Regions from separate parts of the Homo sapiens genome. Here all the other regions are linked to region 2. A link is a loop called in an ENCODE intact Hi-C map of the cell type or tissue named here. Cell type or tissue: dorsolateral prefrontal cortex. All regions are shown on one strand.

Region 1 (8,000 bases), 51 kb after region 2:
CTAACTCTAACATGTATTCCAGAAGACAGTTGGAAAACACGGCCACAGTACACAATAGACTTGCTTTGTAATTAAAGTCATTCTTATGGACCCTAGGAAAATCAGTTATTATCATAATGTAAAGCAATTTTATCGAGCAAAAGCTTACTTTTTCAGAAAAGAAAATGTCCAGTCAAACTTGCCCATTATTTATTTCGTAAATTTTTTATGTTCAGATTTTTAAGTGTAAATACCTAACTAATGTATGTCCTTTCTGGAGAAATGAAATAGGAAAAAAAAGTATAAATCCTGGCAAACTTTGATTTAAACCTGGATCCGTAACCCAGAATTAGCCTTTCTTGATTAAACGACTTTGAGTTTCAGTTTCCTCATTAGGATAAATAAAGATAATAGAATATGAACTTCAAAAGATTGTTGTAAGGATTATATATAAAAACAGCCAAGTTCTTGGTTCATGGTAGTGTTTTGTTTTTGTTTTTGTTTTTATTTTGAGACAGGGTCTTGCTCTGTTATCCAGGCTGGAGTGCAGTGGCATGATCACAGTTCACTGCAGCCGCAAACTCACTGGCTCAAGAGATTCTCCCACCTCAGCCTCCAGAGTACCTGAGACCACAGGCATGTGCCACTATATATATATATATATATATATATATATATATATATATATATATATATGTATGTATATGTACACACACACATAACATATATATAATATATATAACATATATAACATATATAAAACATATATAACATATATAACACACATATAAAACATATATAACCTATATAACCTATATAACATATATATAACATATATAACATATATAACATATATAACATATAACACATATATAACACATATATAACATATATATAACAGAATCTGCTTATTACAGACTCCTAACTACACACACACACACACACACACACACACATGCACGCACACACACACATATATATATTTTGTAGAAATGGGGTCTCTCCATGTTGCCCAGTCTTCATGGTAGGTTTCTGATGTTTCTGTTAATTGCTCTTTGCTTCCTATTAGCATATCCTTTCCTACTCAGTGTAAAATGACAACTATGTGCTATGCCGGTGGCACCCCCTGGAGGCCTGTGACAGTATTTTGGTCTGTCGTCCTCAGTGCTTGCGTTTTTTTCTCTGGGAAATTTTGCTTTCACCTATTGATCTCCATTTTTGTGCTTTTACAGACATACAATTAGTTGAGTCAACATCATACTGTTTTTACTTATTGATACATATGTAAACTTTTTAAAAACTCACTTTCCTCTATCTCTCTTTCAAATTTGACTGATGGATTAAAGGAATAACTCTCTCTCTCTTGACCACAGATTATTTCATTTATGAGGAACCAAGCTATTTTGATGTCTGTGAATGAACTTAAAAGAATGGTTCTCAGCCTGGGTCTCTCTATCAAATAATTGATGGCCACTGGTTTTGGAATTAAATTGGAGAAAATAGAGAAATCCTGCCCCCAAATTACACAACCCTGGAAAGCAACTATATAACCCCTCAAGGTCCAGTCAACAGTTTTATATATATATGTGTATATATATATATATTTTGTATATCACATCTATATTAATACATATATGTTTTATATATTCATATACCTATATTAATATACAACATATCCATATTAATATAATAATAAATTTTTATAGTTTAACATTATATACATTTTTATACATATAAAATTCAACACTTGTGGGATGAAGAAGACAAAGTCCCTGCTTGCGTGAAACTTATATCCAAATGGAGGAGACACACAATAAATACATAGAAAAATAAATAATAAACATTTTTATAAACACTGTGAAGAAACTGACCCAGTGCGACAGTACAGATGCTGACTAGGATAGGGAGGGTCTCCTTTAGATACTCATGGTGCGTGCTTCTCTAAGAGAACTTGGTAATTAGAAGGATGTAGACATTTAAAACTCACTTGGAAATGTGTTGCAGACTAATGCAACAGAAACCATTAAGGCCCAGTTAAGAACAAGCTTGGAGTCTTCAAAGAATAGAGGCCAGTGCGTCTTGTGTCAAATGAACAGGTAGGAGGAGAGTGCTGTAACTGATAAGAACCTCGGAATGAATCCTGTGTCTCTCTTGTATTTCCTTAAATTCTCTGTTTTTAAGAAAACTTGAAAATAAAAGATTTTCTAATCTTAAAATTGTGTTTGATTTGCTTAATTACTAGTACTGCAAAGCCATTGCTTCTTACTGTTTTTATGTCATTTCTCTTTGGGTTTAAATGAATGTTGAAGGGCTAGCCTGGGAACTGACTCACGTTTATACCATGCTCCTGAGAGAAAATATAATCCAAATTGCACTGAAAACTTTGGAACATAGTTCTTTTTCAGATAGGGACAACCTATACTGGAGTGATTAAAAAAAATAAAAGCAGGTCCTCATTTATCATAAAGCCTCATTACTCCAAAACCTCGGTTTCTACTCAAGCTGTGCCGAAGATTACCTTTGTCCTATTATGAAGACTTGCTACACAATTCCCCATAATAATTGATTTAGAATTGGCATGTTCAATTTAATTCTGGGTTTGCAGAAACTTCAACACATTAATGCAGATGGATTTTGTTAATTGCCACGGAATTTTCATGTGTTCATAAAAGTAGTGCTGGCAACCAGGGCCTCTGTTTGGAAACCCTCTTCAGAAAAATGCCTAAGAAAGGATTTTTTTCCCCACTGTCTCCACATTGAGCAAGTTAGTGTTGTTCTGAGAAGAGAGAAAAGAGTTAGTTATTGATGGGGGCATTGATCCAAGTCCTTCTTCTCACTTCAATATTAAAAGATAAAAGGGCTGATTGTGCTCATTTATCATGCTGGTCTCTGTTTTACCTTAAACCCTGATTTTCCACATTTTTCTTTACAAGGCATCCTTTTCATCTCCTACATCCTGTCAAATTTACAAGTTACCTTTGTGCTGATCTATACTTAATTAATTTAAGAGACATCTTTGCCAAAATGTACTTTAGGAAATGCAACCGGGTTGAGAATGATGCCTTAGTTTGTAGAACTTCCAAGTGAAGTGTGGCTATGAGTCAGTGTGCTGAGGGCAGAGGGGCACTGTACAGAGGAGTGAACCACAGAGTGAGACTCACAGAGGCATCAGAAATGCCCAGCCCTGCCATTATTGCTCCCTGACCCATCCTTCTGCCTCCTACCTCCTTTCCCTTCACTATATCCTCTGATCAGCAGCACTGTGACCTATCTAATATACTCACTGTGTCAGGTCATAATCCCCTGCTTAAAAATCCTAGGAGGTTTCCCATCACCTATAGTAAGGATTGGCAAACAATAGCCACAGGCCAAATTGCCTGTTTTTCTCAATAAAGTTTTATTGGAACACAGCCATGCCCATTTGTTTACATATTGTCTATGGCTGCTCTTGGCCTACAAAGGCAGAGCTGAGAGGTTGAGAAGCAGAGACTGTCCAAAAATGTTTACCTTCTGGCTCTTAACAGAAAATGTTTACTGACCCCCAGCCTGCATGATTGGGTTCAAACCCAAAGCACAGCACTTCCCAAGATGCTTCCAGCCTGCCCTGCAGGCTGATCTGTAGCCAACTCCTCCACTGCATCCTCCACTCTGACCCCCCGTAGATAACTCATTATTCCTATACAGTGCTGCACACTCCATGCCTTTACACTCACTGTTCAGAATTCTTTCGATGGCACTGCCTCAACCCCAGGGGCTCTGAACCACCTTCCTTTACACTGATGCCTCACCAGCTTCCCCTGTAGGTGAATTCTGTCACAGCCTTTCAGCATTGCTCAGGGTACATCCCTACAGTCATTAGGTGCCTTTTCCTTATGTGTGCAAACTGCCTCTTCAGTGAGAGTGGCAGCCTCTGAGTGTTTTGCATGCTTTCCTCAGAGTCCAGTCTAGACCTAAACACACAGTACGTGCTCAATAAGTAGGTGTTTAATGGACAGACAATAAGTAAGGTGGCCATCCTGCCTATAAACTAAACAAAGGACATGATGGGGTAAAGCAAATGTTGTCACATTTTCACATTAATCGATGCATTAATGTTGCTCATTAAGCAAACTAATCTACTGTATATGTTAACGTCAATGGAAACAGACAGCACTAGAAACAGAAGCTGCAAGCAGCAGGCCCAGCAGCAGGGAAGTCTGAGCATGGCCTTGCCTGCCTAGAGTGTGCCAGCAGCCAGCATCCAACCTCCTGGGTGTCTTGTAGCAGACCTGGAGCCAGGCAAGTGGGAACAACTGCCAGATATCATACCAGGGCAAGTGCAAATAGATGCCTGAGTCCCAGGTCTCCATCATAAAGCAAATATCTGTCCTTATTCCCTCTAGGGGACCACTTGCCCACACCCCAGGCAACAACAGGAATAGACATTTGCTTTCCGAATGTGCCTGCCCCAGAGGCCAGCCTCTGTTTTAATATGTATTCTTGGAAGTACATGGGATAGGTGAGTTTGCTTTGAAGGGCATATTTTGACTCTATGAGGGACAAATCCTTTTGCCAAAATTTTAACAACTAACTTTAATTTACCACGGGAGATGTTGGTAAAAATTGTCAAGACCTCTTTAAGTTTTCAGCAAATGCCAATAGCAGCTTGGACATGATTGCTGCTAAGATGCCTTTAATGAGCTGAATAGTGGAATGATTGCCTTTGCTTCTTCCTTTGAAAACAGACATTCCCCAGTAGCTGCTGAACATCCCCAAGGATGTTCTTTGAGGATATTCCTCTTTACTTTGTAACCATCACTTGCCCATCCCTACTGCAAACTCTTGGCCCTACCTACGGCACCCTGTGTGACATAGCAATTGCTTTTTCTTTGGTCCTCTGGAGAACTGTTGGTGGGACCACTGATAGTCTTATCAGTGAATTCCCTAAGCTGTAATAGTCTCAACAAAGGATCCATTCTGCAGCATTATATAATGCTGCACTTTTCGTTGTTCTGCTCTCGTGTGACCCTAAATGTTGCTTCTGCAGGAAGTTTTATGCAGGTGGAGGGGCTAACTTACCACTTACACACTTCCAAAATCACTGCCATCATCTTCTCCCTGCCTAGGCCTCATGACATTTCTGCTCACCAAAAGCATACACTACTATTCCGTTCACCTTTTCCTCCATGACATTGTTGAGGAAGGTTGAGTGGAAATAAAGAAGATGGAGATTCTAGGAAGATGAGGTTAGATGGATAAGATGGGGTAGGAGTCCCAGAGTTCCAACATGAAGAGTAGCCCAAACTGCTTCTCAAAGAAGCTACTTCCAGGGCCTCTGTTTACATGTTGTCTTTAAGAAGTAATTTAATCCAGAATGTAACAGACATCTTGATCTGCCCTGAGTTTACAAAGATCAGTGAACATAAAAAGGAAACACAAAGTTGGATCTTGCTGCCTCAAGGTGGAAGTGTCTGGGGGTTGATTGGGCCTGTGGATGCTTTTCTTGACTGGCAGCCCCGGGCCCAGAGTGCTGTGTGGTGTTTGGTGTCTTGTGGAACCACTTTTTTTCCCCACTGGAAGCTGTCTCTCTTCCAAAATTCAAGTCCACAATTCTCCAGGAAGGTCAAGCCCAGCACTGGCCCCTCACCCCAGCCAGGGCGTCAGCCTGTGTCCTCCATCTTTTTTGTCAGGGTGAGCCTTTATCATGGAGTAAAATGCTCTGAAATCTGCAGGGTCTGTGTGTGAGGATCACACTTCCCGTGTTCCTCCATATCTTCCTTTATCTCCAGCTTGCTCACTGTCCTGATTTTCTAGCATCTCATTGAAGCAGCTTGATGTGACAGACATTTTGGAGGTTTTGAATTCAGAAAGAACTGGGTTCAAGTCCCACCTGTGCCTCCTAACGAGCTAGGTGACCTTGGGCAAGTTAATCTTCGAGAGTCTCAGTTTATTTCACCTTTGAAAGGGAAAGTTAGTGATATTTAGCTCATAACATGGCTGTGAGGAATGAAAACTACTTTGACACATACTGGGACTTTAGTAAATGGAAGGTATAAGTTGCAGGCATGTAGAATTTCACTAATTTCCTCAATTTAAGACAATAAATGATAGAAATGAATAAACTTTATATGTCCTTCTCCCTATTCATGACTGTAGAGTTGTTATGTGGCACTTGTTTTATGAAGCATTCTCTCTGACATTGTAAAAAATAATACATCTACCACAACCATGTCTAAATGGCTAAAAGCTATATGCACCCACTTAAAAGCACTTTGAGATAAGTACTGTTAAGTGGAAAATGCCCAGAATACAGTGACACCAGTAATTCTTACGTTGTTTTCAATGTTAGTTCATATTCAGATTAAACAAATAATTTCTGCCTGCCTAAAATATATCACGGTCTGTTAGATAGAGCCTACAGTTACCCTGTTCAGGTCTCAATAAATCTGTGTGGTTTAAGGGAAGTTGGGACAGACTTTCTAAATGGAGTCCATTAGTTCATGATTCTTGAGAGTTGACTGAATGGCAGACTTCCCTGGTTTTGTTTAGTAGCTTCTGCCTGTATTACCCCCAAGAATTGGGTTATGGACAGGACACAATGGGAATTTCATTTTGTGGAGGTTAAGTGTACAGAATATGGCATCAAATCATGTAGGTTGCAATCCTGGCTGCTCCATATACCAGCTACGCAGTTTCCTCATTTTTAAGATAGGATTACTCTTGGTACTTCTGTCATAGGGCACAGGTAAGAGCTTAGACTATCGCCACCATCAGCACTATCATCGTGGAGGCCAGGTGCCTCTATGATGTGTCTATTTGAATATTTAGCACTTGTCCTCAAACCCACTGACCAAGAGGGCATGTTAAAATGGCCACATCAGAAAAAAGAAATGGTAGAGTTAGTGTTCTTTGTGTTGCTCTTCTATATGAAGTGTATGTGTATGTGTGTGTGTGTGTGTGTGTGTGTGTGTGTGTGTATTAGCTTCTATGTGAGGAGCCACACTAAATGCTAGGCACTGTGCTAAGAACTCCACATCTATATTTTTATTTAACCTCAAGTAATTCTGTGAGAATTCTGGATACTTGCAAGAGCTTATTTTACAACCAAAGAAACTAAGGCTCATTGAAGAAAGTAACTTCCCACAGTTGCCAGAGTTGGAATTCTAAGGTTCATGCATTTAGTGGATTTGTTAGAAGCTATATGTAATTGGCCTGCTTATCTCTGCAACTCTAAGGAATGAAAAATCAGTTCATGAGCCCAGGATAAAGTGATATGTACAAGAAGGTTTCTTTCGATCAAATGTTGCATATCTGAGGCTCATGAATGAAGATGAGAAAATAAAACCCTAAGTATACATTTTAGAAAAAGTCTACTGTAATTTGTATTGTGTTGAATGATAAAAGTTCTTTTACTGTATAGCTTTTGTTCAGGATTTAATTACAGGAATACTTTAGCCTCTAACTGTGGATCATTGTTTGGTTAATGTCTGATGGATTGACATTTTTCCAGTATGTTGGATAAAACGGAAACCTCGAGAATTGCATAGTCCTTTAGGCAAAAGAAGACAGGATGCTAGAGGTTTTTGTGATACTTATGAATTAAAATATGCACTGATGGTGGAGTATTCCTCCAAGAAACCCTTAACAAGTAACGGTTTCATAATTCAAATATAACCCAAAATACAAACATTTCAAAGGAAACAAAAATGTTGGGTCTATTCCCAATGCATGTTTCTAAGTCTCTTAGCCTGCTCTCGGCTTTGAGATAGAAGCACTTCTTCCTCTTCCATGGAAACCACTACAAATTGGAGTATTAGGCTGGGCGCAGTGGCTCACGCCTGTAATCCCAGCACTTTGGCAGGCTGTAGTGGGTGGATCACTTGAGCCTAGAAGTTCAAAACCAGCCTGAGCAACATGGTGAAAATCCCGTCTATACAAAAACAAACAAACAAACAAAAAAATTATCTGGACATGATGGCATGCACCTGTGTAGTCCCAGTTACTTGGGAGGCTGAGGCAGGAAGATCATTGAGCCCAGGAGG
Region 2 (8,000 bases):
TGATTTTGATTAGACAATTTTTAAATTATGAAATTTCATGGGATAATTTTAATCCATTAAACTCTTCAGTATGCAGAATTTCAATCCATTAAACTCTGCAATATGCATTAATATCCTGCACAATGCAACTGTTCACTGTGTATGTGTTAACTAGTGGTTAAAAGACCTTGTATGTTATTGACTCACCAATAAGTTGTAGTTTTATATCATTTAAATTCATCTTGTCTTTTTAATTATATTTATCTATGAATATCGGATATGTTTTAAAATGCAAAATTTAATTATGAAGAATGGGTTTCTTTTGTTTTTCTTTTTCTCCCCTATACCCACTCCCCTTTACCCCATTATCCCAGCCCTTATTAACCACCATTCTATTCTATGCTTCTGTGACTTTTTTAGATTCCACATATAAGTGAGGTCATGGAGGAGAATGCATTTCTTAATTGATTTGTACCCATGGTCCTCAAAGTGTGATGTGAGGACTAGCACTAGTCTGTAAGCTATTTGTTACTAGTCTTCAACAAGATATGTACAATAATTGTCAGCATTTAGAAACTTTTGTAGTAATTTTGCATTTCCTCAACAATGGCACAGAATTTTACAAAGGTTGATCAGTTCTCAATGGACTGGAAGTTTGTTTTTTTAACTACTTTTCATCCCAGATAGTCTGGGAAGCCTCGTTTCACCTTTCAGTTGGTAGTACCCTAAAAGGGGAGAGAGGCAGACAACCACAAAAATACAAGCAGATGTTTGCAAAGGCAATACAGGCAAGCAAGTTCAGCTTAATGCTATACAAGGCTCCTAATCCAAACATGGGAATCCAGGGATTTGTGGATCCTGGAGAGGTCACCTACTCTCAGAATCTCTCTCTCCTTACCCAGTCTTACTGCCCCAAATCCCCAGCACTAGCTTTTTAGACAAAAACAGTTGCGTATGGAAGGTACTGTTTAAAATGCATGCGGTCAGCAACTGCCCATTGAGCCTCTCTCACACCTTCAGATTCTTTGATGAGGTTGGCTTACAAAGCTCAGGACCGAGGTACATTCTGATCCAATGGATTTCTGTGGGGACGAGCCTCACCCACCTGGGGCTGAGTGGAGCAACTCTTACTGTTGTACACCCAGACTGCAGAACCTGAGCCCTAAAGGCTATGGGGACCTGCCCTTCCTCCCCACACTCTACCTCCAGAGCCCTCCCTTTCTCTGAAAAAACAATGCTTTATTATAGTTATACAGGATGGAAAAGAAGAATGATGAGAGGAAAGAGAAGAAACAGATAAAAGGGAAAGAGGAGCAGGGGAGAAAGCTAACTGTGTGATGGAGAAGAGGGAACCAGTGAACTTGGGATTTGAGAGTATGTGAAATCATAGTTTAAAACCTTTAAGGTTTTGTCTTTTAACTCCGGCCACCTCTCAGCCACCTATGCTGAGATACTTGTGTGTGAGATTCTTTTTTTTTTTTTCTTTTTTTGGTGTTTTCTTAATGCTAGATCAATGAAAATACTGTTTCAGCTTGAATTTATGATGTAAGTGAGCCAGTTATTGAAGTAAGCTTGCTGTGTGTACACCATGAACTACTCAATTTACAATATGAAAATAATTCCCAATATTAAGTGTAAATAAAGTATGATTTACATTTTATGTAACTGCTAGTTTATGAGTACTCAAGACTTTGTACATTTTAACAAGGCCTATTTTTAATTGAATATTGAAAAACTAGATCCTCAAACTTTTCATCACATACATTGAGTTACAAACTTGACAAACCACCCCATCTTCTTCCTTGCATTTTTACCACCACACTTTGTATTTCATGCCGTGGTCATGACAGGCACCTGTTGATACCCAGAAAAAGAACTTTGAATGTGTCTACTGTAATAGTGTGCATTGATCCTGTTGATCCCTGTGATCTTTGAAGTGTGTGTTTCACCAGTCATTAATTTATTTTGTCTGTACGTACGTCATTTTAGGTCAGCTCTCTGTTGTCAATATTTCTAGCATATATATTTGATTAGCTCTAAGTGGAGATTTTTGTTTGTGGATATCTTGGACAATTATAGTTATCATTTCATGCTTTATAGGGTTTTTGTTTTCTGTGTTAACATCACCACTACCACCATAATCACAATGGTATTTATTGAGCAACCTCTGTGTAAATTGGGTAGACATTTTCTCTTAGGTCATAGATTCATGGGTTTAATATAAAAAAGGGGCGGGCAGAGGAAGCTTATATTTATTGGATATTTATTGTGTACCCACCATGTTACGGGCTATCATATTGAACCTTTCTAACAACACTGTTCGGCTAGGATTTGTATCTTCATTTTTTAAATGAGAAAATTGAATCTCACAGAGTTAAGCTACTAGACCTAGTGAAACAAAGAGGCTGAAATTCAAATCTAGATCTTTGGGCTTCTGGTATTCTCTTTTTTTTTTTTTTGAGATGGAGTCTTCCTCTGTCGCCCAGGCTGGAGTACAATGGCAAGATCTCGGCTCACTGCAACCTCTGCGTCCCGGGTTCATGCCATTCTCCTGCCTCAGCCTCCCTAGTAGCCAGGATTACAGGCACCTGCCACCACACCTGACTAATTTTTGTATTTTTAGTAGAGACGGGGTTTCACCATGTTGGCCAGGCTGGTCTCGAACTCCTGACCTCAGGTGATCCACCTGCCTCGGCCTCCCAAAGTGCTGGGATTACAGGCATGAGCCATCGCACCCAGCCCTGGAATTACTATTCTTTACATGGTCTAACCACCTGTATGCTTTTAAGCACACTTAAAATGTTTCTGTGCTTCATTTACCTGCATTAATGCTTTGTGTGGTTTTAGTTTTTTAACATTTTTTGAATAGTTGTGACAGCTTGATCACATCTCCAGATAACATTGCATATGGAGCATTTAAAGATCAGTAATAAATATAAAATTTAAGGAAGTTCCATGAGGTAATAGAAACCATTCCAAAATGAAAACAGAAGAGGTCTATGTTTTAGGTTCAGGTCGGCACTAAGCTGTAACTATAAACTTTGAATATTTTATTTATGTATAAAATGAGAAAGCAGAGATACATAATTTCTAAGGTTGAGCTTTAAAATTATATGCCTATATGGTCTGAAAAACATTCTTGAACTATTTTAATTTTGCCTATCATCCAAATACATTTTAAAAAGAAATTCTATTTTCTCTGACTTTGTGTTTGAATTAAGAAGATGAAAATCAATTTGGCCTGATTACAGAACTTAACTATATTAGGCTGGTGCAAAAGTAACTGTAAAAACAGCAATTACTTTTGCACCAATCTAATAATATCAGCAACAGCCAAACACTAATAGCAATAATAATTTGCCTACTTTTAAAATCATGTGTTATCTTTAACTGTGCAACTCTACAAAATTGTTGAGTGGTTGTTCCCATTTCACAGATAAATAAATTGAGGCTCAAATAAGTCAATATGATTGGGGTCAGAAGAGCTACTACAGGTGGGACTTGAGTTTACACTCAGCTTTCCTTGTATTCTAAGCCCATTGTCCTTACATCATTCCAAAGGCAAGTCCCAGCCCAGAAGTCTTTGAGCATCCCAAGTAGGGAGGGTATGTGGCTTAAGGGACTGGTTGCCTCTTCTGTGATGAAAGCTGTGTCCTTGCTCTGCAGCTCAGGATTAGACACTACCAGATGTGATATACAGAGGGGAACAAGGTGAGCTCTTCCTCATTTCCCCCCAAAAAAGACATGGGACCCTTTGGTGTAATGAAAGAACCTAGCCCAATGGCTTAAATCCTATTTTATGTTACAAATGTAGGTAGCATTACTGAAAAGAGATAGATTTAGAATAAATGCACCAAGGTTTTACTTTCAAAGATAAGTAGAAGTTTGAATGAGTTTGCTAAGAGGAATTTTAGAATGGATGTATAAATAGGGCTCAATAGTTATTTGGATGAGATTGCAGTTGCATAGATCCTTAACAAGTTATACAGTTAAAGTTGGTATATTTTTTTGATGTTTGCCAGAGAGGGGGAGCAGAGTTAGCATTATCTCCTTGACGGACACCCATCTTCCTCCCTAATGAATAATAACAACAATGAAAATAATGACTACATTACTGACAGGCTATTCTCTGCCAGCCGTGGTGTTAGGTGCTTTGCACTTATTACTTCTTTTGATTCTGCTGACAGCCATACTAGGGAAGAACACTATTGTCTTTGTTTTATAGATGAGGGGGCAGAGCCTCCAAAAAATTAAATGCCTTGTCCAAAGTCACATGGAGGCAAAACCACAATTTAGACTGGTCTGCCCAGAGCCCGTATTTCTTCTTTCTCTCTCTCTCTTTTTTTTTTTTTAACTTTTTATTTGGAAATAATTTTAAATTTACAAAAAGTTGCAGAAAAGTACAAAGAACGATATATGCTTTACTCAGATTTGCCTGTTAACATTTTGCCCTATTTTTGACCCCACACTCTCCTGTTACACTGCAGCCTCACAAAGAGAGGCTATCATTTATTTTTAGTGCCCTGGATTTAGTTGATCTCATGATCAGCCCAGTCTGGCTCACCTTGTTCAATGCTCTAGTGAAATTCTACATTTCAAATATCTTTGAAATAGAAGAATTGGTGTCACATTGTAGTTATACGAAGACTATACATGAGATGAATGCATAAATCTAACTGGGGTGGAGAAATGACTACCTTTTACAAATTGTCCCTCTAAAACGTTTTGGGGTTTGCTGATTATTTTCGAAAGAATGTTGACAGAGGCCTGGCAGTAATAAATAATACACCTTGTGTTATTTTTCCTTGCAGAGATTTCCTTTTTGAGTGGCATTTTTTTCCCTTTTTAGGTTTATTTACCCAGTTGTTGAAATCAAAATTAAATGCAAGTCACAGTTCTTTGGACTGTCAAAGGACATGACCAGAAGAGGGCAGACTTGCATGCTGCAACCGTTTCCCGTGTAATTGAGCAATCTGCATGCTGATGTTATAGAATGGCAATGAAGAGAGATTTAATAATAACTAAAATGAAAGGCTTATGCTTATTTGGTACAGGATTTCTAATAAGACATCAGAGTCAAAGAGGCTTAAAAGAACAATGTGCTCTATTTAGTGTATTCTAAATGTGAAGAAAACCATATTCGTTTGATTCTATTTTTTTTTTCTTTCTGAGGCAGTACTCGTTTCCTCAGTATTTCTGAGTTTGTTTTTTTTTATTTTTTTTCTCATGCTGGGATTTTTTTTTTTTCTCTGTAGTCACCCAGAGAATTTTCAGTGGTGAATGCTTTTGAATGCCTTATAAAGGTACAAAGTTTATCTACAGTTTACGGTATTATTTAATTGTCATACCTGTGAAAGGAGGAATGGTGAAAATCCCTTATTTATGCCTCTACTTCCTGAATGTGCCCTGTGGGAACAGAGTTACAGACAACCCGACCCCCTTTTCCTCCTCTTGGCTCTTGCCTGCAACCGGCATCCTCTGGCCCTTCGAGTGCCACCATCTAGTGGCTGTTTCTGGAAACTCCAAGCGTCCTTTTTTTTTTTTCCTAGCATCTTTCAACCCACCTCAGTTGTAGACAGGCTTAATTAAAGTTGTCTAAGGAAGCTTCTTTCTTTTGGATACTGGCATAACCATTTTCCTTACCTTAAGCCATCGTTCCTCACCTTAATCCATCTTGCCTCATTATATTAGAGAAGTTTCACAGTCTTTCCAGGGGTAGAGGTCTAAAATTTATACACTTGGGAGACTCTAGTTAAAAATAATACAAAATCATGAATAAACATTAGATACCAGGATTTAGAGGAGGCCTGTGCAGATGAAGAGTCTTGAAGCTTGAAGTCTCTTAGATTTTTCTCTTATCTCCTCCCCACACTCACCTTTCTTTCGTTTTCTGTCATGTTACATGACCTAAGTAAGCCGCGAAAGAGCCACTTTTCTTATCCTGTTTGCTAAGTATTGATGTGAAGGTAGTTTCCATTGTTTTGTGATGAAATTACACATAGAAAATAATGCCATTGACCTCCAGATGTCTTTTTATGACCTCTTCCTCCCTTCTTATTAAATATTCTTCCCAATGGAAAACAAATATTCATAAAAATTACATAGAGGTTTCTTATTCAATTTCTTGTCATTTCTACTTAATTGTCAACATCATAATAGTATTTGGTAGTGCTTTGCTTTAAACATCAATTTTTGTTTCAAATGTAAGCCAGTTGACTTACATTCTAAGTTAGGGTTTTCTGGCCTGGCTGGAAGAACTAACAGCCACATATAGCACTTTTATAAAGGAAACTACTATCAGTGTTACAAACAACAAATTTAGAAATGAAATTTGAGAAAACAACCTGCTCATAAGATGGGGCCAGTCTACGTGACGTGGAAGACAATCCATCGTTTCACTTAGCATTCTGCATGTAGTGTCTGCAATCTTCAGGCTATGTCTTCACTCATGATTTCTTGACATATCTGCACATACCCCTCATTATTTCATATTTCTCTAAATTTTCTCACTTTTCAAATCATCTGTATTTACAAGGCTAATGGTATATTACTATGCCTTCAAAGGAACATTAGTATCATTTGTCATAATTAGAAGATAACCACAGAAAAAAATACAATGACATGAAAATGAAATTAAATATTAAGAAGATACTGAAGCCGGCCAAGGGCCCTGTTCCCTCTATTAAAAAGGAAGATTAGAACAGGCTGGAGAGGCTTAAAGTAAAAGAAATGAAGACTGTATTCTAAAGCTAATCAGAAGACTGAAAAGACAATTAAAAGAGGACTACATTTCTTTCTAAGTAATTCTGTGGTGCTTAATGTCCCATCCTGGTTCTATTTAAAATAGTCTTTGAGAAACACTGATGAAGAAAGTTTTTGTTTTTACTCTTGTAGACATTCCACATGCCTTTCGAGATTCATTCTATTGACCTTTTAGAGGGTGGGATTAATCATGATGTGTTGAGGCAGACATGTTTTTTAAACTCTATGTTACTCAGATTTGATTGGTATGACACCAACTTCCCATGGCTATTTTAACTGTTAAATTAGAAAACACATGGAAAAAAGCCTAGAACAGTGGTTTTCCCTCAAAAATGGCAGTGCCCTCAAATCTGCTCCCATCTCCCAACCAAGGAGGAGCTGAGAAGTAAGGGAGGAGGGGAGAACCAGCTCACTGTCGCCTATTTCATTGTGTAAAGCAAATGAGCCCTTTGTTTTTATAGATATGTAATAATATGAATAAACATATACATTGTAGAGCTTGATTTGTAGAACAGAATTTGGATCCTCATTATATGATTTTTTCACAGTTTCAGAAAATGGAGTATCAGAAACAGTGATGAAGATGTATTTGGATTGACAGTCTAATTAAAGATATTTCTCAGTGTAACATTTATACATATGAGTAGATTCACAATTTGGAAGATTTTAAGACACTTTCCTGTATGTGTGTGTGTGCTTATGTGTGTTGGAGGGATTTGTAGCTGTCAGAAAATATTATTATCCAACATTTTTAGAGAGTGAACCGAATTGTAAGAACAGCGAGCGATCTGTTCGCATTATGCACTTAAATTATGACTAAAATCACAGGCATAAAATCAGAGTATGCACTTTTTGCATAAAGACAAAGCATTTGTTCTTCAAATGAGATGGAGGTGGCTCCAAAGAGATAGCCATGGCTTTAAATGGCACTTGCCAATTTTTTTTAAAAGTATTATCTAGAACACTTTAGGGCACAATGTGTAGTAATGTAGTTACTACAAGGCTGTTTGATTCATTGCCAAATAGTACTCAGAATTCAGAGATCAGATAAATTAGATTTTAATTGGGTTTTAAAGCTAAGATGAATAGGTAGATAAGGTAGAATTGGTCAAAAACATACTAATGTAATAAAACCTTTGGTTCTCTAAGGCTCTTGCATTAAAGACCAGGCAGCTATCACTGACAGACAATGCCATGGAGTGGTCCTGAAAGATCGATATTAACAGGTGGAGTGTGCACTGGGTTCCAACATAATCATG
Region 3 (8,000 bases), 140 kb after region 2:
AGCTCCAATGTCCAAGGGCAGAGAAGATAGATGTCCCAGCTTGAGAAGAGAGAGAGAATTCACCCTTTTTCCACCTTTATGTTCTGTATGGACCCTCAGCATATTGGAAGCTGCCCTAATGCTTGTGCACACTGGTAAAGGTAGTTCTTCTTTACTCAGACTACCGATTCAAATGCTAATCTATTCCGGAACACCGTCACAGAGACAAGTAGGAATAACATTTTGCCAGCTACCTAGGCATCCCTTAACTCAGTTAAGTTGCCATATAAAATTAACCATCACAAATCTACCGCTTGTCAGCATGGTACTCACAAACACTTCTTTTTAAATCATACTTTATCTCTAAATAAAAATAATAGAAATTTATAATTCCATCTAACATGATACAACCATCCGCCATACGATTGAAAATGTACTAATTCCTTCCCCAAAAAAGAAGGTGAAATCTTTGTCTGATCTTTTCTCTTGATACACCATAACTTCAATATTATGATGTGAAATTAACAATGCTTAAATATTTATATAAAGTCAAAACATATTATGTGATAAGGGAATAAGAGAGGAAATAAATTGAAGAGATTTGCTTAATATATGTACGTGTGTGTGTGTGTGTATAAATTCATAACTAATAAGAAAGAAATACTCATGTCAGTGACAGTCCTCCTTTCTGTAAATGGCCATGGCTGGTATTTATAGCTACCTTCTTCTACTATGCATTCTGTTCCCTTTGCCTTCAGCAAGCACCTTAACCTGTCATGCATTTTTATGTGGTAGGTTGACCCAAATCTTTATGCCTGAAGGGTCTGGGCTATTCGTACTTCTGTCTGGAATGTGTTGTAGTCTTCAATTCACTTTAATCACAGGGCATGGTAATACTAAACTAAGAGATCTTCTATATTCCAGACATATTCTTTCTTACCCTGACTGTGGATGAGTGCTACAATTTGCCCTGGTTAGTCTGGATCAATCAGCCCAGCCAACACTGTAACTCCCTTCTCAGTCTATTCACTCATAGGCACATTTAACCCTTTAGAGTAGTGGGTGAGATGATTCTAATTTGATCTAACTAACTTTGCAATAAAGCAGAGATGGGTGCTCCAGTTTTCCTGAAAAGGTAGTTTTGCATTTGAGTCTAATTTACAATAAGCGGGATGATGCCCAGGAAGAAATACTACCTGGATGGTTTCCAAAAATGTTCTATATGAGGGGATTGTGAGTGAGAAGTGTATTAGTTTCCTGTGGCTGCTGTAACACATTATCACAAACTTGGTTGCATAAAGCAACAGAAATTTGTTTTTTCACAGTTTTAGCATCCAGAAGTTCAAATTGGGCCTCACACCTGTAATCCCAGCACTTTGGGAGCTGAGGCGGGAGGATGTCTTGAGCCCAGGAGTTTAACACCAGCCTGAGAAACACAGTGAGACTTTGTCTCTACAAAAAAATAAAAAATAAAACAAAATTAGCTGGGTGTGGTGGTGTGTACTTGTAGTCCAAACTACTTGGGAGGCTCAGGAGGGAGGATCGCTTGAGCCTGGGAGGTCGAGGCTGCAGTGAGCCATGATCACACCACTGCACTGCAGCCTCGGCAAACAGAGTGAGACCCTGTCTCAAAAAAAAAAAAAAGTCTGAAATCAGTTCCATTGGGCCAAAATCAAGGTGTGAGCAGACTCATACTCCCCCTGAAGGCTCTAGGGGGGAATCTCATCTCCTTTCTTCTTCCAGCTGCTGGTGGCTACCTACATTCCTTGGCCATATAACTCCAGTCTCTGCCCATGGTCACATTGCCTTCGCTGTGGTCTCTTTGTGTCAACTGTTTCTCTGCTCTCCTCTTATAAAGATACATGTGTTTATATTTAGGGCCCTACCAAATAATGCAGAATAATCTTCCTATCTCAAGATCCTTAACTTACTTGTGTCTGCACAGACTCTTTTTAAAAATCAGGTAACACTTACAGGCTCCAGGGATTAAGAACTGATAGATTTGAGGGCCATTATTCAGCCTATTACAAAAAGTTTCACATCACTTCATTCCAAAGCCTAAGCCTTGCTCTACTGCACTTCAATATTTTCCTCATTGGTGCTGTATTCTAGTTGTTATTATATCATAGAAAGAAAAAAAGTTTTTGAAAAATTAGAGGACAAACTCATTAAATGGAAGAATTGTAACAAGAAAGAAAGGAGAGATAGTAACAAAGTTTTGCTGAAATATACCTCCTCCCTATTCCGTGCCGTCAATTGTAGCATCCCGCTCTGTTGAATGTCTTCCTTTGAAAGCTTCTCTAAGTTTTTACTTTGAAATGTAGATTTGGTTACCCATTCAGAAATTGCCATCTCACATGTTTAATCAAGACCTTGTCTGTCATTGTTGCCCACTACAAAGTTTTATTTAACCCTGGAGTGAATTTACTGTTCTACTCCTGCTGTGGGCCCCGTGAGGTGGTGTGTGGACCTGAGATGAAAACCACTTGATGTGTGGTTGGAGGGTAATAGACTTCTCTCACCCAGACTGATAAGTCATTACAGGCCCTTACATCCAATAAATCTGAGCTGATTCCCAGCTTGCACTTAGTGTGGCGGAGGGGAGAGAGGACTGAGGGAGGACAGAGTCTTTTCTAAAATGCTGTTCAACGTTGTACAGAGTACTTGGTAACAGATGAGCTCATCGGCAGGGGTTGGAGAATGGTTGTTGAAGTGGTGGCACATTTGGTGGCAAAGGTGGTACCACATGTAATGTCTGCTGCAGACATAACAGAGGAATTCTCGGATTTGGGGAAAACTTGCAAATGAAAATAGTAAAGTTTATCTCCTGCAGAGTTATTGGAAGAGAACAAGAGGGAGGCACTAAGACTCAGATTAAGAGGAGAAAATGTTCCAAATGCTTTGGCAAGGGGATCTTACATATTGGCAGATTTTGACCCTTTTCAGAGTCATGCAATGCTTCTTAAGCTGGAGTCTATAGATAGACACTGAGAGCTCCACAAATTCTCAATTAGAGAAACACTGGCTTTAAAAATAGTGTCAACTCTTAGCCTGATATCTCAATGTCTCCCAAATCTAGCTCCATCTGCCCCTCTTAGTCTACTTTTCTCGCCTCCAGTTTTCCAATTTGGGCTACTCAGCATTCCACAAGACATCTCATATTTGGTACTTTGCACAGATCATATTCCTGCTTTAAAATGTCACCTACCTTTTCTCCTCTTTTCCCTCCCCCACCCCCAGTATGTCCGCTGCCAAAAGTTCCAAGCCCTGCTCTGGTTCTGCCAGTTTCTTGGTGCTCAACTCTCTCTCCTGATTTCTGTAGCACTTAAGCTTGGAAAAGGGCCTTCTGGGGTACCCCACTGCTCCGTATCACTTTTATTTTCTATTTGTTTAATGTTTAAGATTTTGTCTCTGTTTCTCCTGTCACATATTTCTCAAAAACTGCATGCTTACTGTAAATACATAGAGTAACTTCATTTCCATTTTTGGAAGTTGAAAAGCCCTGCCACTAAGACAGGGCTCTGGGGAGCTTGCCCTCCACCCATCCACTATTCCAATACCATTCAAGGTGCAGTGCTGGTCCTGTCCCACCTATTCCAACTAAAACCACATGTCATCAGTGAATTATTGTGGGCAATGCAAAAAGGGAAGGTGGAGCAGAGCAGCGATGGTGAAGAGAGAGAATCTGTAAGAAAATAGGGAGGGTCAAGGGCCACTGAGAAACCTGTGATGGTAGGTAACAGAGAAAGACTTCCAAGCAGGAAAACGAGGGGAAAACGAGGGATGTTCCATTTGATATTATTGTTTACATTGTTGCAAGTAGAACATCCCCCAACTCAGAGTCAAACCTTCTGTTAAGTCAGTATCACACATGTGATGTATGAGTCTATTTTCGTGCAGAAATTAAAGGAAAAAACTGGTTTTCATATTTGAATCAATCAAAGTGAAGCAATTATCGTGAGTAGAAGCCAGAAGCTTTCTACAAAAGTAAAGATGAAATAGTAAGCACTGAAAATATTTGGAGAAATGTGGGTTTGTGGCATAAGGTTGCAGCCAGTCTTCTCTACATCTCATGGGGAAAGGAGATGCCGGGTGGCATTTTAAGGAGTTCAAAGGATTTGGGGACTAATCAAAGAAAAAAATATGACCACAAGGTGGCAGTGGTACACACAGGCTGTGTTAGGCACTTTGACAGGTTTGCAGGCAGAGAGGTTCCTTGCTGTGGAAGTCTGTCCTGAGGGTAAGCGCAGAGGTCCCAGTTCAGAAAGGAAAAAGGGCAGAGATCATCAGAGATTGTGTATCTAGGTGATGTCACTGGGCAGCACAGCAGGGGATCTCTGTGTCTGAGTGCTCAGAAGGGTAGCAGCAGCTTGAGATCTTTACACCCAGAGCTTATGTTATCTGTGGCTACAGGTGTTGGGCACAGATTTGTGAAGTGTGCAAAGCAAGCAAACTCCAATTCACTGAAAATCTGCTTATTTGGGCAATATTTAAGATAATTAGATGTGTAAAAATTTGAGATTGATGCCAGCAGGCTTTTGGGCTAATGGGTCTCAGCCTATGGTGAAGAAACACAGAACCCAAGTGCCAGTGTGCAGGCGCTCTCTGGTTTGTTCATAAAACAAACCTCTCTCTCTCTCTGTCACACACACACACACACACACACACACACACACACACACACTTATAGGATTGGGGTCATATCACATATGTTGTTTTATAACATTTGCAATAATATCTTAATCATTTTTCAATGTCATTACAGATTCTTCTGAAACATTCTTTTTTAATGGCTGCATATTGTTCCATCATGAGCTTCTCTCATGATTAACTAATCCTCTATTTCTGATATTTTCTAACAGATAGTCCAGTATTTCTAATATTGACCTACGGGTATGTAGTGATGGAGTCTGGGGCTTTTTGCTTCCAAACCTGTTTTGGATTCTTGGCTTTACTAAGCAACTGTTTAGCTGGGGAATCACCAAATGATTTTTGAAAATAATGTTAGGAAAAAGACATTTCATTCAAATTCTAAAATATTTAATTATGGCTTGATTTATTTAGTATTTATTTATTTAGCAACATGATGTATGGCCTAAGCTTATAGATTGGTTTTAGTCAAAAAACAACTGTGCTCATCAAATAAGCCCATTATGCAAAGCACACTCCATCATATTGGGTCCCTGAAGAATCCTAGTTTTGAGGTAAAGAACAGACCCCCATCTGGCTACATGTTACCCATCTGCAACAAATCACCGTGACACAAAACATTTAAAGAGGCAGTAGTTGTATTAGGAATGGCATTTCCCCATTTTGAAAGATGTAAGTAAAAACACTGTTTAACATCTGAAGTTCATTTGCAAGAAGAGTAGATGAGCTAGAGAAGGTGGCAGAATGACAGTGTGACTCCCACTTTCTTCATTGTGTGTCTGTATGCGTGTGTGGGGTGAAATAGAGGGCTTATACATGGCAAGATATGCTGCAGGAACAACACCTGATCAAACAACCTGAGTCCTGTACTCTCAATGCAGTTGCAGTGGTGATTCTCAGAGCTCTTCCCCCTCAGTGACCATTTGTGTATTAGACGCTGCTTAAACCTAAGGGGAAATAAGGAGCAAGAGAACAAGATGAGGTTCAAATGGTCTATGCCAGACAACTTACAAAACACATTTCTCTACATAATTCAGTGGAATCACCCCAAATAATACTGCAAATTGTATGTCTCCAATGTTCAGATTAGATTAGGTTACTAAGCCTTACAAATATCTTAGTGACTTTCTCAAGATCCTGGCTGAACCCTATTTGAACTTAGATCTGAAACTTCAAAATCTGTGCTACTTCTAAAAGATTATACAGACAATTTGTCAATTAGGGAAGTCCGTTAAAACTACTGTGTACATGAACATTTGACCTTGATTCGTTTCTATTAGGTCTGTCCATATCCCTTCCCTTACTGTTTTTTTTCTTTTTGTTGTTGTTCTTGTTTCTCCTTTGGTGTTTGCACTTCTATCCCTGTGTGATGGGAAGCCCCTTCATTCTGCCTTTTGTCTGTCCTGGGAAGGTCATCAGATAGGTATTGGAACTTGAAATATTTCAGCTTTTTCTTCTATCATCCATATCAAGATACCTGTATCCCATATTCCTAAGCCATCCATCCTGTACCATCTAAGATGTTAGGGCAAAGTGGCTTTTGATATACACTCTATCTCAGCACAGAACACAGTGGTCAAGAGGAGTTAGCTGTACCTGAATTCTACTCTGGGCTCTCCAACTTACTAGCCATTTCACTCTTGGCAGTTCAATTCTCTCTTAGTGTCTCATTTTCCTCCATTGCAAAATAAGGTGATAATAGCGTCTACCTCCTAGGGCTGTGTAAGGGTTAAATGATGCACTGTGTATAACTTGCTTAGGAAAATGCATAGCACATAGTCATCAAAAAATAACTGTTATAAAAATAATATTTATACATGTATAAATATTATAAAATAATATTTATACATGTATAAATATAAATATTTATACATGTATAAATATAAATATTTATACATGTATAAATATTATAAAAATAATATTTATACATGTATAAATATTATAAAAATAATATTTATACTTGTATAAATATTATAAAAATAATATTTATACTTGTATAAATATTATAAAAATAATATTTATACTTGTATAAATATTATAAAATAATATTTATACATGTATAAATATTATAAAAATAATATTTATAAATTAATTATTTTTATTATATGCTGAAACCACCTGTGTCTTAGGCCATCACTCTAATAGACTTCATTGACTATGAAATGCTTACTCATCACTAGTTACAAGCATGTGTACCGAATGGCTGGAGACAATGAGGAAAGGAGTGCTAGGTAGTTTAAGGACTTTACCTTCTGCCAGCTAAGGACCTACTTTGGAACCATAAGAAATAAATACAACTTTTTTTGCTGTTTTCTTACTGTATCTGGCTCCCTGATAAGAACTTATCAAGCCCTCTTTTCAAAAAGCCTCAATGCCACAAAGTCCTCCCCACCTTCTCAAAAAGGAAATCTACAAGTATTCATTGAAGGCCTCTTCGGTGTTTAGCCTTGTGCCGGGTCTAGGGAATGGAGGTGGGCTTCTAAGATGGCATAGGTTTTGGGTTTCTCAACTTACCTACAGACTTTTTGCATCATTTTTTCCTTTTTTTTTTTTCTTTTTTAGATAGGATCTCACTCTGTTGCTAAGGCTGGAGTACAGTGGTGCAATCACGGTTCACTGTAGTCTTGATTGCCTGGGCTCAAGTGATCCTCCCTGCTCAGCCTCCCTAGTAGCTGGGACCACAGATATGTGCCACCATGCCTGGCTAGTTTTTCTTTCTTTATTTTGTAAAACAGAGATCTCACTATGTTGCCCAGGCTGGTCTCGCATTCCTGGGCTCAAGCGATCCTCCTGCCTTGGCGTCCCAAATTTCTGGGATTACAGGCATGAGCCACTGCACTTGGCTTTTTTTTTTTCCTTAATCATGCTCTTTGTGGAGTTGTCCCTTGCATATCACTTTGCCCCTCTCACTCATTACTTCTGACTTGGGTCCTGTTCATACTGCATCTTGCTAAATAATTTTATAAGCCTTATAACCAAGTAGACATTCTCTCCCTAATGCAAATATATAGCCCCTCTATGTTCTAGAACTCACAACAAGAAAACAGAGTTGCTAAAAGATAAATAGGAGATGCTTTAAAAAGTTAGAGACCCACCAGGAGATTGAGACCATTCTGGCTAACACAGTGAAACCCCGTCTCTACTAAAAAATACAAAAAAAAAAATTAGCGTGGTGGTGGGCACCTGTAGTCCCAGCTACTTGGGAGGCTGAGGTAGGAGAATGGTGTGAACCCAGGAGGTGAAGCTTGCAGTGAGCCAAGATCACGCCACTGTACTCCAGTCTGAGCGACAGAGTGAGACTCTGTCTCAAAACAAACAAACAAACAAAAGTTAGAGACTCACTAACATGACTAAAGTTAAAAAGCTTGATA

The links. A loop is a pair of places that touch in the nucleus more often than their neighbours do. Peaks named below come from ENCODE experiments on the same cell type or tissue, not always from the same donor. Only the 100,000 strongest peaks of a DNase experiment are listed, where the experiment ranks them.
Region 1: it touches region 2 in a loop (5-fold over the local background); 15 of 110 quality-filtered maps call a loop at or near these places.
Region 3: a loop joins it to region 2, with 3 times the contacts of the local background. A loop is called at or near these places in 7 of 110 quality-filtered maps.

Annotation. Positions count from the first base shown.
Region 1 is chr2:79,981,567-79,989,566 of GRCh38, forward strand. All of the region lies in intron 7 of CTNNA2 (catenin alpha 2), which reads left to right. Among named protein-coding and RNA genes, the nearest start is that of MIR8080, 120 kb to the left of the region's middle. In dorsolateral prefrontal cortex, CTCF peaks have their summits at 1,118 (motif pointing left) and 1,326; a DNase peak (open chromatin) is centred at 1,095; H3K4me3 peaks cover 626 bases; H3K27ac peaks cover 713 bases.
Region 2 is chr2:79,931,035-79,939,034 of GRCh38, forward strand. The region is part of intron 7 of CTNNA2 (catenin alpha 2); the gene reads left to right. Among named protein-coding and RNA genes, the nearest start is that of MIR8080, 68 kb to the left of the region's middle. In dorsolateral prefrontal cortex, CTCF peaks have their summits at 4,907 (motif pointing right), 5,106 and 5,489 (motif pointing left); DNase peaks (open chromatin) are centred at 4,917 and 5,447; H3K4me3 peaks cover 1,208 bases; H3K27ac peaks cover 1,318 bases.
Region 3 is chr2:80,069,109-80,077,108 of GRCh38, forward strand. All of the region lies in intron 7 of CTNNA2 (catenin alpha 2), which reads left to right. Among named protein-coding and RNA genes, the nearest start is that of MIR8080, 210 kb to the left of the region's middle. In dorsolateral prefrontal cortex, a CTCF peak has its summit at 4,127 (motif pointing right); a DNase peak (open chromatin) is centred at 4,143.